2 separate regions of the Homo sapiens genome follow, and region 2 is linked to region 1. Evidence: chromatin loops called from intact Hi-C (ENCODE). Cell type or tissue: heart left ventricle. All regions are shown on one strand. Each heading gives the region's core, and the rest is flanking DNA. Links, peaks and the distances in the headings are about the cores only.

Region 1 (11,047 bases), core at 3,355-8,354:
TCCCAGCACTTTGGGAGGCCGAGGCGGGCAGATCACGAGGTCAGGAGATTGAGACCATCCTGGCTAACACGGTGAAACCCCGTCTCTACTAAAAATACAAAAAATTAGCTGGGCGTGGTGGCAGGCACCTGTAGTCCCAGCTACTCGGGAGGCTGAGGCAGGAGAATGGCGTGAACCCGGGAGGCGGAGCTTCCAGTGAGCCGAGATCGCGCCACTGCACTCCAGCCTGGGCAACAGAGGAAGACTCCGTCTCAAAAATAAAAAAAATACCCCAAAGCATACAACTCACATTTCTTTTGTTTTGAATGATAGGCCTTCTATAACAAAATCTCTCCCCAGGTGGTTGAAGAACAAGAAGAAACATGATCCCATTGAGCAGGGAAATTACACCAGGGTGAAGGAATCTCTTTTTTCAAGGACTGACCCAGTCCCAAGAGCTGAGCTTGGTCTTATTTCTTTTCTTATTTTTTGTGTACTCAGCAACTGTGCTGGGTAACCTCCTCATCATGGTCGTGGTGACCTGTGAGTCTCGCCTTCACACCCCCACGTACTTCCTGCTCTGCAATCTCTCTGTGTTGGTTATCTGCTTCTCCTCCATCACTGCTCGGAAGGTGCTAATAGACCTTTCAAGCAGAAAGACCATCTCCTTCAATGGTTGCATGACACAGATGTTTTTCTTCCACCTCCTCGGTGGGACAGACGTTTTTTCTCTCTTTGTGATGGCGTTTGACCAATACATGGCCATCTTCAAGCCCCTGCACTGTGTGACCATCGTGAGTAGGGGACAGTGCTCCCCTACATCGTGAGTAGGGGGCGTGAGTGAGGCGCAGGCCTCATCATGGCTTCCTGGGTGGGGGGTTTGTCCACTCCATTGTGCAGGTATTTCTGTTGCTCCCACTCCCTTCTGTGGACATCATATGATTGATGGTTTCTACTGTGATGTCCCCCAGGTCCTCAAACTTGCCTGCACCCACACCTTTGCTCTTGAGGTCTTAATGATTTCCAATAATGGCTTGATCTCTATGCTGTGGTTCATCTTTCTCCTCATATCTTACACGGTCATCTTGATGATGCTGAGGTCTCACACTGAGGAAGGCAGGAGGAAAGCCATCGCCACCTGCACCTCCCACATCACTGTGGTGACCCTGCATTTCGTGCCCTGCATCTATGTGCATGCCCAGCCTTCACTGCCCTCCCCACGGACAGAGCTGTCTCCATCACCTTTACAGTCATTATTCCTGTCCTGAACCCCATGATCTACACCCTGAGGAACCAGGAGATGAAGTCAGCCTTGAGGAGGCGGAAGAAAAGACCTTCTGGAAAGGGATAGATGCTACGAAGTCCAGATTGGAAAATCAGAACTGAAAAGTATTTCTTCATAACACAATAGAAGGCTTCAATCAATAGGCCATCTAGAGGCCAAAGTTTTATCTTTGTCCTAGAGCAGAGTCCTCTGATAAGGCTTTCCTGAGTCCATCATCACTTTAGGGTTTTCTCACAGTGAGGTTGTTGGCAGCTTAGAGTTTCAGATCTCTAAACTGTCAGCTCCTAAAGGAACTTTAAAGCTTCTATCACCCAAACACCTCATTTTACAGGTGAGGAAATGGAGCCTGAGAGGAAATTATCTCTCAATTCTTGAGCTATGGCTGTACCATGTGTTGCCCAGGCAATCATTAGTAAAATCACTTCCAGGGACCAGGAGTCAAGGCTATAAAATCCAGTAACCTCTCCCTATGAAAAATATTGGTTTTCCATTGCTAACCTTAGATGATTCAAGTTCCGTTTTTCTAAGGAAGCCTCTGAATTCCCGTTGCCAAAGTTAAGAAGTTTCATATTTTACCAAAGATCGCCCAGCACAGTGGTTCATGCCTATAATCCCAGCACTTTGGGAGGCCAAGGCAGGAGGATCACTTGAGTCCAGGAGTTTGAGACCTGCTTGGGCAACATAGTGAGAGGTCATCTCTACAAAAAAAAAAAAAGTGTCAAATGAGCCAGGCATGGTGGTTGTACCTGTAGTCCCAGCTACTTGAGAGGCTGAGGTGGGAGAATAGCTTGAGCCTGGGAGGTGAAGGCTGCAGTGAGCCAAGATCGTGCCACTGCACCACTCTTGCCTGGGTGACAGAGCAAGACCCCATCTCAAAAAAAAAAAAAAAAAAAAAAACTTTTAGCTAATTAACGGCAGAGGCACAGCTAGATCTGTCATATCTGACCTTCATTTAAGTGCATGTTTAACTACTGCTGCTGCTTCATGCAGGGTTTGATGCAGTCTGAAACAAGCTCATTTATAAAAATGCCTCCTCTATTGTAGTGTCATGAAAGGCACTTGGTTGTCCTTTTCACCTGACCAAATAGTACGTATTGCAGGGCTTCAGATCCCTCTAAGAATTTCAATGTCATTTTACGGCCATTCATTCCTGGCCAGACCTCGAGGGAGGAAGAAACCCTATCCTGCCTGCATCTCTAGAACATGCCTAATTCAGCTGGGCACGGTGGCTCATGCCTGTAATCCCAGCACTTTGGGAGGCCGAGGCGGGCAGATCACCTGAGGTCAGGAGTTCGAGACCAACCTGGCCAACATGGTGAAATCCCATCTCTACTAATATATAAAAATTAGCCAGGCATGGTGGCAGGTGCCTGTAATCCCAGCTACTTGGGAGGCTGAGGCAGGAGAATTGCTTGAACCCGAGAGGCAGAGGTTGCAGTGAGCCAAGATCATGCCACTGCACTCCAGCCTGGGCAACACAGCGAGACTCTGTCTCCAAAAAAAAGAATATGCCTAGTTCACATGTCCACAAGATGCAAAGGCTTAAGAAAACTCTTTTCATCATCCAGGGACTGATTAGCTAGAGGATCACAAAGCAGCCCCTTTCAAATTCCTCCTCATTCCTCTTTCTATCCTATTCTTTAGCACCTCCTCCTTAACCTAAGGGAATAGAAAACAAGACTAAATTCCAACTGGTCTCCTGGAAATCTAGTTCTTTGTGAAGCAAATAGTTGAAATTGATAACAAACTAAAACTTAGACTGGAAATGCTGACTGACCTGTAAAATTCCAGTCTTCCCTCCCAGGCAATCCTGACGTACCTGTGGCTGGAACCATGTAAGAGAAGTAAAGAACCATTTGCTCAGTGTGATTGAGGAGGAAACACAAGCAAGGAAAACTTGCCTTAAAGCATGGCCCATCCCAACCAGGCGTAACACTGCCCACTGTGTCTCTGGTAGTGCTGGCCTGAAATTCCTGCTCTTGAGATATTTGATAAATTACACACGGTTCACAGAGGCCATGTTACATACAATGCCACAGCTCCACAAATCATATAGTTCCAGTCAAAGCAACCTGAAAAACATGGTAGCTGCGATGGAGGGGTTGGAGGGGCAGGAGCATGCCTAAGTCTGTTCTCAGTAATGCCTCTCAAGGGATTAACTTCACATGGTCTAGGTGACTTCTGAAAGGCCCCAGGGGTCATCCAGGGTAAAGGAGATGTAGAACAGAAAAGCTTCAGTGGGTGGACCTGAGGGGAACAAATCCAAGCCCAGAGTGTCAAAGGTAGCCTGAGGGGCCCAATTACAGAGGATGGAATGCTTCAGCACAGTGGCCTAGTCAAAGCAAGGCAGACACTGTTGACAAAATTCACACTTGCTTATGTATGATCCTGGACACATGGGTGCCTTATTAAAGTTAGAGTATGTCTTTATTTTTTATTTTATTATTAATATTATATTATTAATTTGAGGCAGGGTCTTGCTCTGTCACCCAAGCTGGAGTACAGTGGCACAATTACAGCTTGCTACAATCTCCACCTCCTGGACTCAAGCCATCCTCCCACCTCAATCTCCCGAGTAGCTGGGAATACAGGCACCCTAGCACCACAGCTAATTTTTATATTTTTCTGTAGAAATGGTGTTTCACCATGTTGCCCAGGCTGGTCTCAAGCGATCCACCTCCCAAAGTGCTGGGATTACAGGCATGAGCCACCACACCTGGCCAAAGAATATCTTTTTAAGAATCTGTATTTCTAAGGCTGGGCGCAGTGGCTCACGCCTGTAATCTCAGCCTGTAGGCCCAGGAGAGTGGATCACTTGAGGTCAGGAGTTCAATACCAGCCTGGCCAACATGGTGAAACCCCATCTCTACCAAAAATACATAAATTAACTGGGCATCATGGCAGGCACCTGTAGTCTCAACTACTCAGGAGGCTGAGGCACAAGAATCACTTGAGCCCAGGAGGCAGAGGTTGCAGTGAGCCAAGATGGCCTCACTGCACTCCAGCCTGTGTGACAGAGTGAGACTCCATCTCACAAAAAATAAAAAGGAAAAAAAAGAAGAAAAAAATATGCATTTGCTTCTTTTGAGTGCTTTATTTCTGCCTAAAATTAAACCATTCATTCACATGTGACTTCATTCTTGAATTTTCTATCTAATTACCCACTGAACAAACTTCAGGTACCATTCAAACTTCCCTTTGAACCAGAGTTCAGAAACATGTTCAGCCATATCCATTATGTTATCAAGAGTATGCAAATTAAAAAAATGTTATCAAGCAACAATTGCTTAATAACAATCGCAATTTTATCAATCCTTATGTTATCAACAGTAGCAAATATTTTCTTTCTTGTGAATGATTTTTATTGTTAAAAAGTCATGCCTTTCAGGCTGGGGGCGGTGGCTGATGCCTGTAATCCCAGCACTTTGGGAAGCCGAGGTGGGGAAATCACCCAGGAGTTTGAGACCAGCCTGGGCAATACAGTGAGACCTCATCTCAGAAAAATAATCATGCTTTTCATAAAAATTAAACTCCCGGCCCGGCGCGGTGGCTCACACCTGTAATCCCAGTACTTTGGGAGGCCGAGGCCGGCAGATCACGAGGTCAGGAGATGGAGATCATCCTGGCTAACAGGGTGAAACCCCCTCTCTGCTAAAAACCCAAAAAATTATCCAGGCGTTGTGGCAGGCACCTATAGTCCCGGCCACTCGGGAGGCTGAGGCAGGAGAATCACTTGAACCCGGGAGGCGGAGGTTGCAGTGAGTGGAGATTGTGCCACTGCACTCCAACCTGGGCGACAAAGCAAGACACCGTCTCAAAAAAAAAAAATTAAACTTCTCTTCCTGAGTTTATCCTAACATTTAGGCTTTACTTTTTAGAGGCAAATAATGAATTGAGAATTCACAAATGACTATTCAGTTTCATACGCATATTATATATATATATTTAATATGTTTTATATATATATACTATGTGTGTCCTGTGTATATTCATGTGTATGTTTACATGCATACTACTTAATATGAGAAAAATATATAACATATATTTAATTCTAAAATACATGCACACGTATGTACACTTTTTACTTTGGCACTATTCCAGGATATACACACACACTCTGTGTTTCCTAAGACTATGGTGCTTTTTTTTTTTTTCTTTGAGACAGAGTCTCGCTCTGTTGCCCAGGCTGGAGTGCAATGGCGCGATCTCGGCTCACTGCAACCTCCGTCTCCCGGGTTGAAGCGATTCTCTCCCGCCTCAGCCTCCTGAGTAGCTGGGATTACAGGCACTTGCCACCACGCCCAGCTAATTTTTGTATTTTTAGTAGCGATAGGGTTTCGCCATGTTGGCCAGGCCGGTCTCAAACTCCTGACCTCAGTTGATCCGCCCGCCTCGGCCTCCCAAAGCTCTGGGATTACCGGCGGGAGCCACCGCTCCCGGCCTCAGACTATGCTACTTTGGAAATGAGTAGTATACATAAAAATCTACTCCCCATAAAAAATGTATTCCTTCTTCAAGGTAATGAGAATTGATAAAATTGCGATTGTTATTAAGCAATTGTTGCTTGATAAAACTTTTTTAATTTGCATATTCTAATACAGGGTCATTTAAATTTTTGCTAAATTGTTCCACATTTCCCACACTGAAAGGAAAATGAACTTCTAGACAATCTTCTCCTCTGGATGTAAACAGAAGCAGCGTCTACCAAGTAAAATGTTTTTGTAATGTTTCTTCACCACGAGAGGGAGCTATTTCTTTTCCCTGTTTTTCCCTTTGGCGGAAGTTCAGGAACCGGTGAAACCCTGTCTCTACTAAGAATACAAAAAAAAAAATTAGCCGGAGGTGGTTGAGGGCTCCTGTAGTCCCAGCTACTCGGGAGGCTGAGGCAGAAGAATCGCTTGAACCCCGGGAGGCGGAGGTTACAGTAAGCCGAGATTGCGCCACTGCACTCCAGCCTGGGCGAAAGAGGGAGATTACGTCTCAAAAAAAAAAAAGGAGGAGGGAAGGGGGAAGGGGGAAGGGGGAGAAATTTTTATTTCCGGAGACAAAATGTCAGAACCCATATATCACATTTGTTTTCTCCCTCTAAACCCTCAGATCTGTTTCTTAGAAGTGGACACGTGAACTCTTACACAGATCAAGAGGAGCAGCTCTGTAAATATTTCCCTGAGGTACGTCTGGTGCAGTCCTCTAGGGCCCCACAGATCAGAGTTGGAAACTTCTGCTATGGCATTGAATCCGCCACATCACCTAGCGGTTTAATGACAATGCAAAATCCTAGGCACCATCTGCAGAAGATTAAATAGTTCTGTCCTAGATACTAGGAATCTACATTTTTAGCCAGCTCACCCTTCCTTTCCCTGTCTCATCCATGATTCTGAGGCTGGCGACCTGTGTTATCACACTTTGAGAAACCGTTCCAAAGTCAATGTTTTTCAAACTGCAGATCCTGACATTCCAAGGAGTGTGATTTCATTTTAGTAGGTCTGGACATGCTTTGTTTTAATGAAATAGGATAGTCTAGGGTAGCATAAAAAATTATACAATTTGCCCGGTGCGGTGGCTCACGCCTGTAATCCCAGCACTTTGGGAGGCCAAGGCAGGCAGATCACTTGAGGTCAGGAGTTCCAGACCAGCCTGGCAACATGACGAAACTCCGCCTCTACTAAACATGCAAAAAGTTAGCTGGACATGGTGGCGCATGCCTGTCATCCCAGCTACTCAGGAGGCTGAGGCAGGAGAATCGGTTGAACCCAGGAGGTGGAGGTTGCAGTGAGCTCAGATAGCACCACTGCACTCCAGCCTGGGCAACACAGCGAGACTCAGTCTCAAAAAAAAAAAGAAAAAGTATACAATTCATTGAATATATATATATGGTATCAAGAGACAACCTATGGAATGGGAGAAAATATTTGTGAACCATGTATGGTTCAGATGTGTCTGAAAAGAGGTTACTATCCAAAATATATAAGGGACTCAAACAATTCAATAGCAAAAACAAACCAAAAATAACCCCATTGAAAATGGTCAAAGGATCTGAATAGACATTTCTCAAAAGAAGACATACAGATGGCCAATAGATATATAAAAAAATGCTCTACATCACTAATCATCAGAGAAATATAAATCAGAACCACAATGTTGTACCACCTTATGCATGTTAGTATGCCTAGTATCAAAATGATGAAAGACAACAAGCGTTGGCAAGGATGTGGAGAAAAGGGAACCCTTGAATACTGTTGGTGAGAATGTAAATTAGTATAGCTATTATGGAAAACAGTATGGAGATTCCTCAAAAATTAAAAATAGAACTACCATACAATCCAGTATTCCCACCACTGGGTATATATCCAAAGGAAATAAGACCAGTATGTCAAAGAGGTATCTGCACTTCCATGTTCACTGCAGCATTATTCATAGTAGCCAAGATATGTAATCAACCATCAACCTAAATGTCCATCAATGAATGAATGGATATATATATATATCCATATAGAGAGAGAGAGAGAGAATGATTGAATGGATCATATATATGATATATATATGATATATATGATGAAGGATGATTTCCTTCATCCATAAAATGAAGGAAATCTGGTCATCTGCAACAGCAGAATGAAATTGGAAGACATTTTATTAAGTGAAATAAGCCAGGCTCAGAAAGACAAATACTGTGTGCTCTCATATATATGTAGAATCTGGAAAAAAATGTTGAACTTACAGAAGCAGAGAGTAGAATGGTGGCTACCAGAGGCTGGGAAGTGGGGGGACTGAGGAGATATTGGTCAAAGGATATAAACTTTTAGCTAGACAGGAGGAATAACTTCAAGAGATCTATCATATATCACCGTGACTATAATTAGTAACAATATATTGTATACTTGAAAATTCTGGCCAGGTGCAGTGGCTCATGCCTGTAATCCCAGCACTTTGGGAGGCTGAGGCGGGTGGATCGCTTGAGGTCAGGAGTTCCAGACCAGCCTGGCTAACATGGTGAAACCCCATCTCTACTAAAAATACAAAAATTAGCTGGGCGTGGTGGCATGAGCCTGTAATCCCAGCTACTCAGGAGGCTGAGGCAGGAGAATTGCTTGAATCCAGGAGGTGGAGGTTGCAGTGAGCCGAGATCATGCCACTACACTCCAGCCTGGATGGCAGAGTGCGACTCCATCTCAAAAAAAAAATAAATAAATAAATAAATATATATATATATACATATATATATATATATATATATGAGTAGATTTTAAGCGTTCTCACTACAAAGTAATTCATATGTTAATTAGCTTTTATCTGGGTATTGCACAATAAATACATATATCAAAGCATCGTGTTATATAACATACACCTATATGTATTAGTCCGTTCTCATATTGCTATAAAGAACTACCTGAGAGTGGGTAATTTATGAAGAAAAAAATTTAATTGATTCACAGGCTGTACAGGAAGCACAGCTGGGGAGGCCTCAGGAAACTTACAATCATGGCAGAAGGCAAAGGGAAAACTGGCACATTTTATATGGCTGGAGCAGGAGGAAGAGAGAAGTGCTACACACTTTTAAACAACCAGATTGCATGAGAACTCACTATCAAGAGAACAGCAAGGGGAAAATCCGCTCCCATGAGCCAGTCACCTCCCACCAGGTCCCTCCTCCAACCCTGGGGATTACAATTCAACATGAGATTTGGGTGGGGACACAGAGCCAAACCAGGCAATATACAGCTTTTGACGATTAAGAATTAATTACTTTTCTAAAGAATCATTTCCTGAAACCTTTATTGCAGATATATATGTAAATATAATCACCTTAATGTGCATAAAATATATTTCTTTTTTGTTGCCCAGGCTGGAGTGCAGTGGCACGATCTCGGCTGACTGCAACCTCCTTCTCCTGGGTTCAAGCAATTCTCTTACCTTAACCTCTCAAGTAGCTAGGATTACAGTCATGTGCCACCACGCCCAGCTAATTTTGTACTTTTAGTAGAGATGGGGTTTTACTGTGTTAGCCAGGCTGGTCTCAAACTCCTGACTTCACATGATCCGCCCACCTCAGCCTCCCAAAATGCTGGGACTACAGGCATGAGCCACCGTGCCCAGTATAAAATATATTTCTTAGTATGTGTTTGATATGGTTTGGGTGTCCCCCACCCTAAATCTCATGTTGAAATGTAATCCCCAATGCTAGAGGTGGGGCCTGGAGGGAGGTGATTGGATCATTAGTTCTAATGGTTTAGCACCATCTCCCTAGTGCTGTTCTCATGATAGGGTTCTCCCAAGATCTGGTTGTTTAAAAGTGTATAGCATCAGGCCAGGCATGGTGGCTTTATGATGTGATTCCTCAGGCCTATGGGGTTGCTTCAACATAAGATGCTGATGACAGTGAATGCCTGAAACCACTTGGTCCTTGGGAGCTTCACCTTCTATATTCTTAGACTTGCATACTTGCTGGAATATCCTGGTTTATCCAGAGAGGCCCACTGATCTTCAGGATCCAGGATATGGCTGGATCATCACTACTGGTGGGCTCCTGTAGTCCCAGCTACTCGGGAGGCTGAGGCAGAAGAATTGCTTGAACGCTGCAGGCAGTTTTCTGTTTCTGTTTTTGTGTTTTAATTATTCTAACAAATGTGTAGTGGTATTTTATTATGATTTTCATGTGCATTTTCCTAATAACTAATAGTGCTAATTATCTTTTTATGTTCTTATTTCCCATCTGTATATTTTCTTTGGTGAAATGTCCATATTTATGCCCATTTTTTATTAGGTTGTTTTTCTTCCCTAATTGTAAGAGGGTTTGTTGTTTTTTTTTTAAGTCTGAATAATAGACTTTTACCAGACAAGTCTTTTGCAATTTTTTTTCTTCCAATCTGTGACTTGTCTTTTCCTTTAGCAATGTCTTTAGAGGAGCAAAAGTTGTCATTTTGATGAGGTCAGATTTATCAATTGTTTTTTAGTTTCTGGATCATACTTACTGTGTCTCGCTTAAGAAATTTTGCCCAACCATTGATTACAAACTTTTCTCCTATATGTTCCTCTGGAAGAAATACCTAATAATTTCAAGTTTTACATTTTGCTGTATGATAAACCCTGCCTTTTTGAAGCTTAAAAGATAGTGATCTCTAACAAGACATTCCCCTGCAAACTGTGTGCTGTGTTTGAAAATCTTCAAAGACAAACTTCAGGAAAGGCTGATCAGTTTTTCTTTGACGGATAAAAATCAATTACAGGCCGGGCACCGTGGCTCACGTCTGTAATCGCAGCACTTTGGGAGGCCGAGGCAGGCGGATCACCTGAGGTCAGGAGTTCGAGATCAGCCTGACCAACATGGTGAAATCCCGTCTCTACTAAAAATATAAAAAAATTAGCCAGGCGTGGTGGCGGGTGCCTGTAATCCCAGCTACTCGGGAGGCTGAGGCAGAGAATTGCTTGAACCCGGGAGGCAGAGGTTGCAGTGAGCCAAGATTGCGCCACTGCACTCCAGCCTGAGTGACAGAGCAAGAACTCCGTCAAAAAAAAACAAAAAAATCAATTACAAAAGAAGTTGAATTAAATTTACTTCATGAGAAGACCAAATTTTTAAATATTAAAAAGGTCTTTTTCTCAAAAACACATTTGATTGGATATGCATGAACCACATGCCAATTACAGATTGGGAACCAGCTGGGGTACTGACAAATGCTGTCCTTGACCAGACTTCAGTCAGACTTCTCTGAGCCCTCTTCTCGACTAGGCCTAGACCTTGGCCTCAGTCCCATCCTCAGCTTGCAGATAGTCCAGTTTTTT
Region 2 (11,047 bases), core at 3,558-8,557, 140 kb after region 1:
AAGTAAGCCACCTCGATTGACTTTTCCTTTCATGACGGAAAAGTTTCTCTGTAGCATGCAGCGCTGTTTGGCATTTTACCCATGAATTAGAACTTTCAAAATTGGAGGCAATTCTCTCAAACACTGCTTTATCAACTAAGCTTGTGTAATACTCTAAATCCTTTATTATCATTTCAGCAATGTTCACAGCATCTTCACCGGGAGAAGATTCTATCTTAAGGAAACTCTTTTCTCATGCATAAGAAGCACCTCCTTACCTGTTAAAAGTTTAATCATGAGATTGCAGGAATTCAGTCACATCTTCAGGCTCCACTTCTAATTCTAGTTCTCTTGGTATTCCACCGCACCTGCAGTGACTTCCTCCACCGAAGTCTTGAACCTCTCAAAGTCATCCATGAGGGTTGGAATCAACTTCTTCCAAAGTCCTGTTAATGTTTGTAGTGTTATGAAATATATATACATATAGGTTTTCATACACAGGAAACAGAATCTCTTTGACCTTCTCTTGCCTTCCTTTTACCTGCCTTCCTTTCACCTACCCCAAAGCAGGACTCTAATCTTCTGCTTTTATAATTGTGGATCATAAGACTCATTTCAGAGAGGGTCCCAACCCATGGCCTGGGGGAAGGAATGCTGATATAATGAAGCTTCCATAAAAATCCAAGAGGACAGCTTCCTGATAGCTGAACAAGTGGAGGTTTCTGGGGAATGGCTACCTGGGGAGGGCATGGGAGCTCCGTGTCCCTTCCTCCATACCTCTCCCTGTGCATCTCTTCATCTGGATCCTTCGTGATATCCTTTATAATAAACTGGTAAATATAAGTGTTTCCTTAGTTCTGTGAGCCACTCCAGCAAATTATTGAACCCAAAGAGGGGGTCATGGGAACCTCAACTTGAAGCTGATTGATCAGAAGTTCCAGAGACCTGGACTTGCAACTGGTGTCTGGGGGGAGGAGGGAGTAATCTTGGGGACTGAGCCCTTTACCTGTGGGAACTGACATATCTCCAGGTAGTGTCAGAATCGAATTGGAGGATACCCAGCTGGTCTCCACTGCTTGTTGGTGGGGAAAATCCCCCATATATTTGGTCACAGAAGTCTTCTGTGTTGATTGTTGTGGTGTGAGAGCAGAGGACAAATGCAGTTTAAGTTTTTCCATGACAATGTTGATACTTTGACCCCTTCCTATGACTCACAAATGTTCTTTTTGCGGGCAGGGGGCAAACAAGTGCAGTGGCACGATCTCGACTCACTGCAACCTCCACCTCCTGGGCTCAAGCCATTCTCCCATCTCAGCCTCCCAAGTAGCTGGGGCTATAGGCGGGCACCATCATGCCCGGCTAATTTTTGTATTTTTTGTAGGGACAGGGCTTCGCCACGCTGCCTGTACCTGGCTTCACAAATGTTCTTAATGGCATTTAGGATGGTAAATCCTTTCCAGGTTTTTTTGTTTTGTTTTGTTTTCCTTTATCTAGTCATCCAGAAGTATCCAGAAGGTTTTCAATTTCTTTTGCCCAGATCCATCAAAGGAATCATTATCTATGACAGCTATAGCCTTACAAAATGTATTTCTGAAATAATAAGACTTGAAAGTTGAAATTGCTGTGTGGGCTGCAGAATGGATGTTGTGTTAGCAGGCCTGAAAACGATTAATCTTGTACATCTCCATCAGAGTTCTTGGGTGACCAGCTGCATTGTCAATGAGCAGTAGTATTTTAAAATAAACCAGTTTTTTTTTTTTTTTTTTTTTTTGAGTAGTAGGTTTCAGCAGTGGGCTTTAAATATTCAGTAAATCACGCTGTAAATGGATGTGCTGTTGCTATCCAGGCTTTATTGTTTCATTTACAGAGCAGAGGCCGGGTAGATTTAGCATAATTCTTAAGGAACCTAAGATTTTTTAGAAGGACAAATAAGCATTGACTTCAACTTAAAGTCACCAGCTGCACTAGCCCCTGACAAGGGAGTCAGCCTGCCCTTTGAAGCTTTGAACCTAGGCATTGAAAGTCCTAGATGGTATCTTCTTCCAATAATATAAGGCCATTTTGTCTGCATTGAAAATCTGTTGATGTAGCCACCTTCATCAATGATGAAGCTAGATCTTCTGGATGACTTGCTGGAGCTTCTACATCAAGCACTTGCTGCTTTACTGTGTACTTTTATGTTATGGAGGTGGCTTCTTTCCTTAAACCTCATGAACCAAGCTCTGCTAGCTCCAAACTTTTCTTCTGCAGCTTCCTCACCTCTCTCCACCTTCATAGAATTGAGAGAGTTAGGGTGTCTGGATTAGGATCTGGCTTAAGGGAATGTTGTGGCTAGTTTGATCTTTTATCCAGACCACTGAAAGTTTCTCCATAACAGCAATAATGCTGTTTTACTTTCCTACCATTTGTATGTTCACTGGAGTAGCATTTTTAAATCCTTTCAAGAGCTTTTCCTTTGCATTCACAACTTGGCTAGCTTCTTGGCCCAAAGGCCTAGTTTTTGGCCCATCTTGCTTTTGACATGCCTTCCTCACTAAGCTTAATCATTTCTAGCTTTTGATTTAAAGTGAGAGATGTGTGACTCTTTCTTTCACTTGAACACTTAAAGGTGATTGTGAGGTTATTAATTGGCCTAATTTCAATATAGTTGTGTCGCAGGGAATAGGGAGGCCCAAAGAGAGGGAGAAAGATGAGGGAACAGCTAGTCAGTGGAACACACACAACACTTAGTAAGTTCACCGTCTTATAAGGGTGCAGTTCCTGGTGCCCCAAAACAATTAAAATAGTAACATTAAAGATGACTGAACACATATCACTATAATAGATGTAATAAAAAGTTTGAAATATTGTGAGAATTACCAAAATGTGAGACAGAGACGTGAAGTGAACACATGCTGTTGGGAAAATGGTGCTGATAGACCTGCTCAATGTAAGGTTGCCAAAATTTTTCGATTTGTAAAAAACACAATTATCTGTGAAGTATAATAAAATGAGGTGTTAGGTTGTTGTTGTTTCTGTAACAAAATTATATTTCTATAGGTCGGAATTTTAAAATGGGTTACAGAACTACATTTCTTCCTTGAGGCCACTAGGGGAGAATTTGTTTTTTGTTGTTTGTTTTTAGCTTCCAGAGGTTACTTGCATTTCTTGGCTTGTAGCCCTATCCTCCATTTTCAAAGTCAGCAGCATAAATCTTCCAAACTCTTTCTCTCTCTGCTTTTGTTATCATACTTTTCTCTTCAATTCTCCTGCTCCTTTGTTATAAAGATCCTGTGATAACATTGTGTGCACCCAGATAATACAGGATAATCTCCCCATCTCAGGATTCTTAATTTAATCATATCTACCAAATCCCTTTTACCATGTAAAATAATATATTCACAGGTTCTTGGAATTAGGACATGGAAATATTTGGGGAGCCATTTTTTAGCCTATGGTATGTATGTGGTATGTATGAGTCATTGGGGTATAAAAAATGATTTCTGGTAGTATAATGAGAAAAAATTTTAAGGTTTAAGTTTGTGTTTTATGTGCTGCTTAGAGATGAATAATGAAGATGTCACTAGGTGAACTATGTCAATGGTTTCTGTGTTCATTTCAGTAACTCCCAAGACAACTGGGGCTATGTTCACTAACATGCTGTTAGTTATATATTGCTGCATACAAAACTACCCTAAAATTTAGCAGTGATATGGTTTGGTTGTATCCCCACCCAAAATCTCATCTTGAATTTTAATCCCCATAATCCCCATATGTCAAGGGAGAGAACAGCTGGAGGTAATTGAATAATGGGGGTGGTTTCCCTCATGCTGTTCTCATCATAATAAGTGAGTTCTCACAAGATCTGATGGTTTTATGTGTTTGGTAGTTCCTCCTGCATTCATTCTGCGTCCCACCACCTTGTGAAGGAGGTGCGTTGCTTCCCCTTCACCTTCCGCCATGATTGTAAGTTTCCTGAGGCCTCCCCAGCCATGCAGAACTGTGAGTCAATTGAACCTCTTTCCTTTGTAAATTACCCAGTCCCGGGCAGTTCTTTATAGGAGTGTGAAAATGGACTAATACAAGCACTTAAAACAAAAATAAGTTATTATCTCACAAAGATTTTGGGGGTCAGGAACTGGGAGCAGCTTAGCTAGGTGGTTCTGGCTCAGAGTGTTTCAGGAGATTGCAGTCTGAATGTTGGCTGGGGCTCCAGACACCTGAAGTCTTGACTAGCAGTGGAGAATCTGTCCTCAAGATGGTTCACTTACATGGCTGTTAGCAAGAGGTGTCAGTTCCTCTCTGGCTGTTCATAGGAGATCTCAGTTCCTTACTACATTAGCATCTCCATAGGGCTTCTTGATTGTCCTCAGGACATGGTAGCTTCTTTTACAGTGAGTAATCTGAGGTAGAAGCTAAAGCCACAATATCTTTTATGACCCACCCTCAGAAGTCACACACTGTCACTTCTGCCACATTCTATGTACTAGAAATAAGTTACTAGGTACAACCCATATTCAAAGGGAGAGGAATTAGGCTCCACTGTGTAAAGGGAGGAGTTTCAAAGAATTTGTGGACATATTTTATAGAACCACCACAGCCTACTTGAAGAAGAACAACAGACCTTTTAATCATGGCAAATTTTCTGGACAGATAAATAGATTCTAGGGTTGGAATGATGTCAGCAAGATGGTGGTATAGGAGGTCACCTGCTTTTATCCCCCAACAATAAGAATTCTTCACCCATCCAGACAAAAAAGTCTCTTTGTGGAAGCCTCACGATTCAGGTAGAAAGTTGTGGAAGCCCAATGGAGCCTAAGACCTAGGAGGGTGATTTTGAGAGTGCAGACCCATACCCTGTTGGCAGACCCATCAACTGTGCTCCCAGATTCAAGCCTGGGGAAATGGCCTCATTCCCCAAGGGGCTTGGCAACAGCCCCTACTGGCCTTGAGGCTACCACCAAAACCATCTGCCAGGGGGTTCAGGAAGAATCATGCACACCAGTGCCTCAGCAGGGAAGGCTCATCTGCCTGCTGACGTTGGTCTTCGCAGCTTGGACCTGAAAGTTGCCTTGTGGCTCGTCTCCACCCCTCCTCAGCTGTGGTCCCAGCTTAGTACTACTTGCTGGGAAATTGCTTCCCAAAGGGAAAGTTGCCCATATCTCACAGGAGTTACCCATTCATCTGAGCCTCTGCAATGGGCTTTCCAGTCTCTGTCCAACAGCAGATTCTGAGACCCAGTCTCAAGTCTGGCCCCACACCCACCTAAGCCAATGGGATGGGTTTGCTGACCTCTGTTCCATGGGGGCCCTTGAGGGGGCCCAGTCTCAGCTCCAGCCCCTCTTTCCACATGTGGGGATTGTCCTGCCTGTGCAGGGAACTGCTGGGAGGGGTGTCTGTCCAGGCCACTGGGACAGTCTTCTGGGCTTGGGTCCCTGGCTAGCTTATCTATACAGCCTAGGTACCTTCCTTCAATCTTCCTCAGGTCCATCCTGGCTTGGGTGCTGTGTCAGCCTCAAAGCCCTTGCAAAACTTGTGATGAACCTGGGCTTAGGGCCCCCTCTAGTGCTGAAGTGGCTGCAACAGCCACAGGCTTAGGAATCACAAGTCAGGCTGCTTAGAACTTCTAGACAGGCCTATTGAAGTAAAACAGGCACAAACAAAGCCAGAATGCAAAGACTAGAATAAATACCTAATACACAGACATTGACGCACATCTGCAAGCATCCAGAATAAGCAGGGAAATTTGACCTCACCAAACAAAATAAGATGCCAGTGACTGACCCTAAAGGGAACTTCAAGAAAACACAGAGAAACAATTCAAAAATTTACCAGAGAAATTTAACAGAGATATTGCAATTAAAAAAAACCCAGAAATCTAGGAGCTAAAAAATACAATGAGTATTAAAAAATATTAGTAGAGAGCATCAATAGCAGAATTAAGCAGAGGAAAGAATCTGTGAACTTGAAGATAGGTTATTTGAAAATGGGAAAAGAGAGATCAGACTGTTACTGTGTCTATGTAGAAAAAAGTAAACTTAAGAGACTCTATTTTGTTCTGTACTAGGAGAAATTCTTCTGCCTTGAGATGCTGTTAATCTGTAACCCTAGCCCCAACCCTGTGCTTGCAGATAATTGTGCTGTGTTGACTCAAGGTGTAATGGATTTAGGGCTGTGCAGGATATGCTTTGTTAAAAAAGTGCTTAAAGGCAGTATGCTTGGTAAAAGTAATTACCGTTCTCTAATCTCGAGTACCCAGGGACACAATACACTGCGGAAGGCCGCAGGGACCTCTGCCTAGGAAAGCCAGGTATTGTCCAGGGTTTCTCCCCATGTGATAGCCTGAGATATGGCCTCGTGGGAAGGGAAAGACCTGAATGTCCCCCAGCCCGCCACCCATAAAGGGTCTGTGCTGAGGAGGATTAGTAAAAGAGGAAGGCCTCTTTGCAGTTGAGATAAGAGGAAGGCATCTGTCTCCTGCTCCTCCCTGGGAATGGAATATCTTGGTGTAAAACCCGATTTACTGAGATAGGAGAAAACTGTCTTCTGGCTGGAGGTGAGACATGCTGGCGGCAATACTGCTCTTTAATGCACCAAGATGTTTGTGTAAAGTCAAACAGAAATCTGGCCTATGTGAACATCAAGGCACAGCACCTTTCCTTAAACTTATTTATGACACAGAGATCTTTGCTCACATGTTTTCCTGCTGACCCTCTCCCCACCATTACCCTATATCCTGCCATATCCCCATCTCTGAGATGGCAGAGATAGTAATCAATAAATACTGAGGGAACTCAGAGACCAGTGCCGGTGCAGGTCCTCCGTATGCTGAGCGCCGGTCCCCTGGGCCCACTTTTCTTTCTCTATACTTTGTCTCTGTGTCGTATTTCTTTTCTCAGTCTCTCGTCCCACTTGAGGAGAAACACCCACAGGTTGTGGAGGGGCAGGCCACCACTTCAGAAAATATACTGTCATAGGAGAAACAAGAAAAAATAATGAAAAGGAATGAAGAAAGCTTATGGGATTTATAGGATAACATCAAAAGAGCTAATGTATGGGTCATTGGAATTCAAGGGGAAGTAGAGAAAGATAAAGGAGTAAAAAGCTTATTTAAAGAAATAATAGCAGAAAACTTTCCAAACCTAGAGAAAGATACAATTATCCAGGTACGAGAAAGTCATAGGCCACCAATCAAATTTAATCCTAATAAGACCACCCTAAGACATATTATGATAAAATTGTCAAAGGTAAATGTCAAAGACAGGATGCTGAAATCAGCAAGAGAAAGTAACAACATAAAAGGGACTTTTGCAATACACTTAGCAGCGGACTTCTCAGCAGAAACCTGGTAGGCCAGGAGAGAGTAGGATGATATATTCAAAGTACTAAAGGAAAAAAACACCCTGTCAACTGACAATAGTGTACCGAGCAAAGCTGTCCTTCAGAAATGAAGGAAAAATAAAAACTTACCCAAACAAACAAAAGTTGAGGAAGTTCATCACTACTAGGCCTGCCTTACAAAAAATGTTAAAGAGAGTTCTTCAAGCTGAAATGAAAGGATGCTAATGAGTAACATGAAAACATCTAAAAGTACAAAACTCACTGGTAAAAGTAAGTATATAGTAAAATTCAGAACATTCTGATACTGTAATGGCAGGGGGACCACTTATATCCTTAGTATTACGGGTAAAAAATAAGACTTTAAAAAATAATAAATGTAAAAATTAGCTGGACATGGTGGCACATGCCTGTAGTCCCAGCTACTCAGGAGGCAGAGGTGGCAGGATCACTTGAGCCTGGGAGGCAGAGGTTGTAGTGAGCCGAGATTATGCCACTATACTCTAGCCTGGGCAACAGAGTGAGACCTTGTCTCAAAATAATAACAACTAAAATACTTTTTAAGGGATTTCCAATATAAAATTATGTAAATTGTGACATCAGTAATCAAAGTTGTTATCTGTTTAGTATAACATGTTATGAATATGTTTTTGTAAACCTTATGGTAACCACAAAACAAAAACCTATGATCAATATACTAAAAATAAAAAGGAATCAAAACAGACTGCCAGGGAGAAACACTTAACCACAAAGGAAGACAGTAAGAGAGGAATAAAGAAAAGATATGCAATACAAACTAGAAAACAATTAACAAAATGACAGTAATAAGTTCTTACCTATCAATAATTACCTGAATGTAAAAGAATTAAACTCTCCAATTAAAACACATAAAATGGCTGAATCTATATATACATCTATATATCTATATCTATCTATCTATCTATCTATCTATCTATCTATCTATCTATCTATCTAAAACCCAACTACATGCTGCCTAACCCTAATGTTGCACCTCAAGGAACTAGAAGAGAACAAACTAAACCAAAAATGAGTAGAAGGAAAAAAAATGAATAGAAGGAAGGATATAATAAACATCAGAGCAGAAATAATGAAATAGAGACTAAAAAAATACAAAAGATCAACAAAAGTTTTTTGAAAAGATGAACAAATTGACAAACCTTTATATAGACTAAGAAAAAGAAAAGATTCAAATAAATGAAATCAAAAGTGAAAAAGGAGAAATTATAACTGATACCAGAGAATACAAAGAATCATAAGAGAATATTATCAACAATTATATGCTAATAAATTAGATAACCTAGAAAAATGGATACATTCCTGGGCACATATAGCTTACCAAGATTAAACTATTAAAAAAATAGAAAATCTGAATAGAACAATATTGAATAAGGAGACTCAATCAGTCATAAAAAGTCTCCTATCAAAGACAAGTCCATGACCTGATGGCCTTACTGCTGAATTCCCAACATTTAAAGAAGAATTAATAAAATTCTTCTGAAACCATTTCAAAAAATTGAAGAGGAGGGAATTCTTTCAAATTTGTTCTATGAAGCCAACATTACTCTAATTACAAAAACAGACAAGGACACAACAATAAAAAACTACAGGCCAATAACCTGGATGAAAATAGATACAAAAATCCTCAACAAAATACTAGTAAACAAATTCACTAGCACATTAAAAATATTCATTATGATCAAATGGGATACATCCCAGGAGTGCAAGGATGGTTCAGTGTATAAAATCAATAAATGTAAAATATTACATTAACAAAACGAACAATAAAATCCATATGGCCAATTCAACAGATGCAGGAAAAGATTCAACAAAATCCAACATCTCTTACTGATAAAAACTCTCAACAAATTAGGTATAGAAAAAATATAACTCAACACAATAAAGGGCATATTTGACAAACCCACAGCTAGCATCATACTGAATGGGGAAAAGCTGAAAGCGTTCAAGATGTGGAACAAGACAAGGATGCCCACTTTCACCACTTCTATTCAACATAGTACTGGAAATTGTAGCCAGAAGAGTTTGGCAAGAGAAAGAAATAAAAGTCATCCAAAGTGGGAATAAAGAAGTTAGATTTTACGTGTTTACAGATGACGTGATCTTGTATATACAAAATCCTAGAGGCTCCACCAAAAAACTACTAGAACTAATAAACAAACTCAGTAAAGTTGTGGGATACAAAATCAACATATAAAAATTAGTAGCATTTCTGTATGGTGATGGAAAACTATCTGAAATAGAAATCTAGAAAACAATCCTATTATAATAGCTGCACAAAATAAAATGCTTAGGAATAAATTTAACCAAAGAGGTGAAATATCTCTACAATGAAAACTGTGAAACACTGATGAAAGAAATTGAAGAATACACAAATGAATGGAAAGATATTCCATTTTTTTATGGACTAGAAGAATTAATATTGTTAAAATGTTTCTACTACCCAAAGCAATCTACCAATTCAGTGCAATTCCTATCAAAATACCAATGATATTCTTCATGGAAATAGAAAAAAAAAATTCTAAAATTTTTATGGAACCACAAAAGGCTCCAAATACCCAAAGCAACCCTGAGCAGAAAGGACAAAGTTTTGAAGGCATCATATTGCTTGACTTTAAAATATATTACAAAACTGTAGTAACCAAAATGGCATGGTATTGGCATAAACAGAAATATAGACCAATGGAACAGAATGAGACCCAGAAATAAATCCACACATTTGCAGCCAACTGATTTTCAACAAAGGTGCCAAGAACACACTTGGGAAAAGGATAATCTCTTCAATAAATGGTGCTGGGAAAATTCAGTATCTACATGTAGAAGAATGAAATTAGACCCTTATCTCTTACCATATAAAAAAATCAACTTAAGATGGATTAAAGAGTTCCACGTCAGCCTTGAGAATATAACATTATTAGAAGAAGGCCTGGGGGAAAAGCTTCATGACCTTTGTCTGGGCAATAATTTTTTTTAAAGAAAACCTCAAAAGCACAGGCAACAAAGGCAAAACATATTTACAAATGGGATCACAGCAAATGAAAAAATCATCTAAACAGCAAATGAAATGATCAAGAGTGAAGAGACAACCTACAGAATGGGAGAATATGTTTCCAAAGTATACATCTGATATATAAGGAACTTAAATAACTCAACAGAAAAAAAAACCAGTTTAAAAATGGGCAAAAGAGACGCATAGACATTTCTCAAAAGAAGACATACAAATGGCCAACAGATATATGAAAAAAATGCTCGACATCGCTAGTCATCAGGGAAATGCAAATCAGAACTACTATGAGGTATCACCTCACTCGTTAGAGTGGCTATTATTAAAAAAAACAAAAGATGTGGAGAAAAAGGCACCTTTACACACTCATAATGGGAATATAAATTATTATAGCCATTATGGAAAACAGAATAGAGGTTCCTCAAACAATTAAAAATAGAACTGTCATATGATCCAGCAGTTTCACTGCTGGCTATATTTCCAAAGGAAATGAAATCAGTATGTTGAGGAGGTACCTGTACTCTCGTGATTATTACAGCACTACTCACAAAAGCCAAGATATGGAATCAATCTAAGTATCCATCAGTGGATGAATGGATAAAGAGTATATGATATATATACAAAATGGAATATTATTCAGTCATAAAAAGAACAAAATCCAGTCATTTGTGACAACACATGTGAACCTGGGGACATTATGTTAAGGGAAAT

The links. Peaks named below come from ENCODE experiments on the same cell type or tissue, not always from the same donor. Only the 100,000 strongest peaks of a DNase experiment are listed, where the experiment ranks them.
Region 2: a loop joins it to region 1, with 16 times the contacts of the local background. A loop is called at or near these places in 80 of 110 quality-filtered maps.

Annotation. Positions count from the first base shown.
Region 1 is chr11:59,531,384-59,542,430 of GRCh38, forward strand. LOC102723575 (a long non-coding RNA gene) reads left to right here and starts at 6,034. Exons shown (of 4, transcript XR_950136.2): 1 at 6,034-6,188; 2 at 6,362-6,435. It also overlaps the pseudogene OR4D7P. RefSeq lists an enhancer at 6,516-6,575. In heart left ventricle, for the core only: CTCF peaks have their summits at 6,005 (motif pointing right) and 6,208; a DNase peak (open chromatin) is centred at 6,168; H3K4me3 peaks cover 1,360 bases; H3K27ac peaks cover 1,131 bases.
Region 2 is chr11:59,675,220-59,686,266 of GRCh38, forward strand. PATL1-DT (PATL1 divergent transcript) reads left to right here. Exons shown (of 4, transcript NR_187296.1): 4 at 178-822. Among named protein-coding and RNA genes, the nearest start is that of PATL1-DT, 11 kb to the left of the region's middle. RefSeq lists an enhancer at 5,159-5,659. In heart left ventricle, for the core only: a CTCF peak has its summit at 5,525 (motif pointing left); no DNase peak of the experiment used is centred there.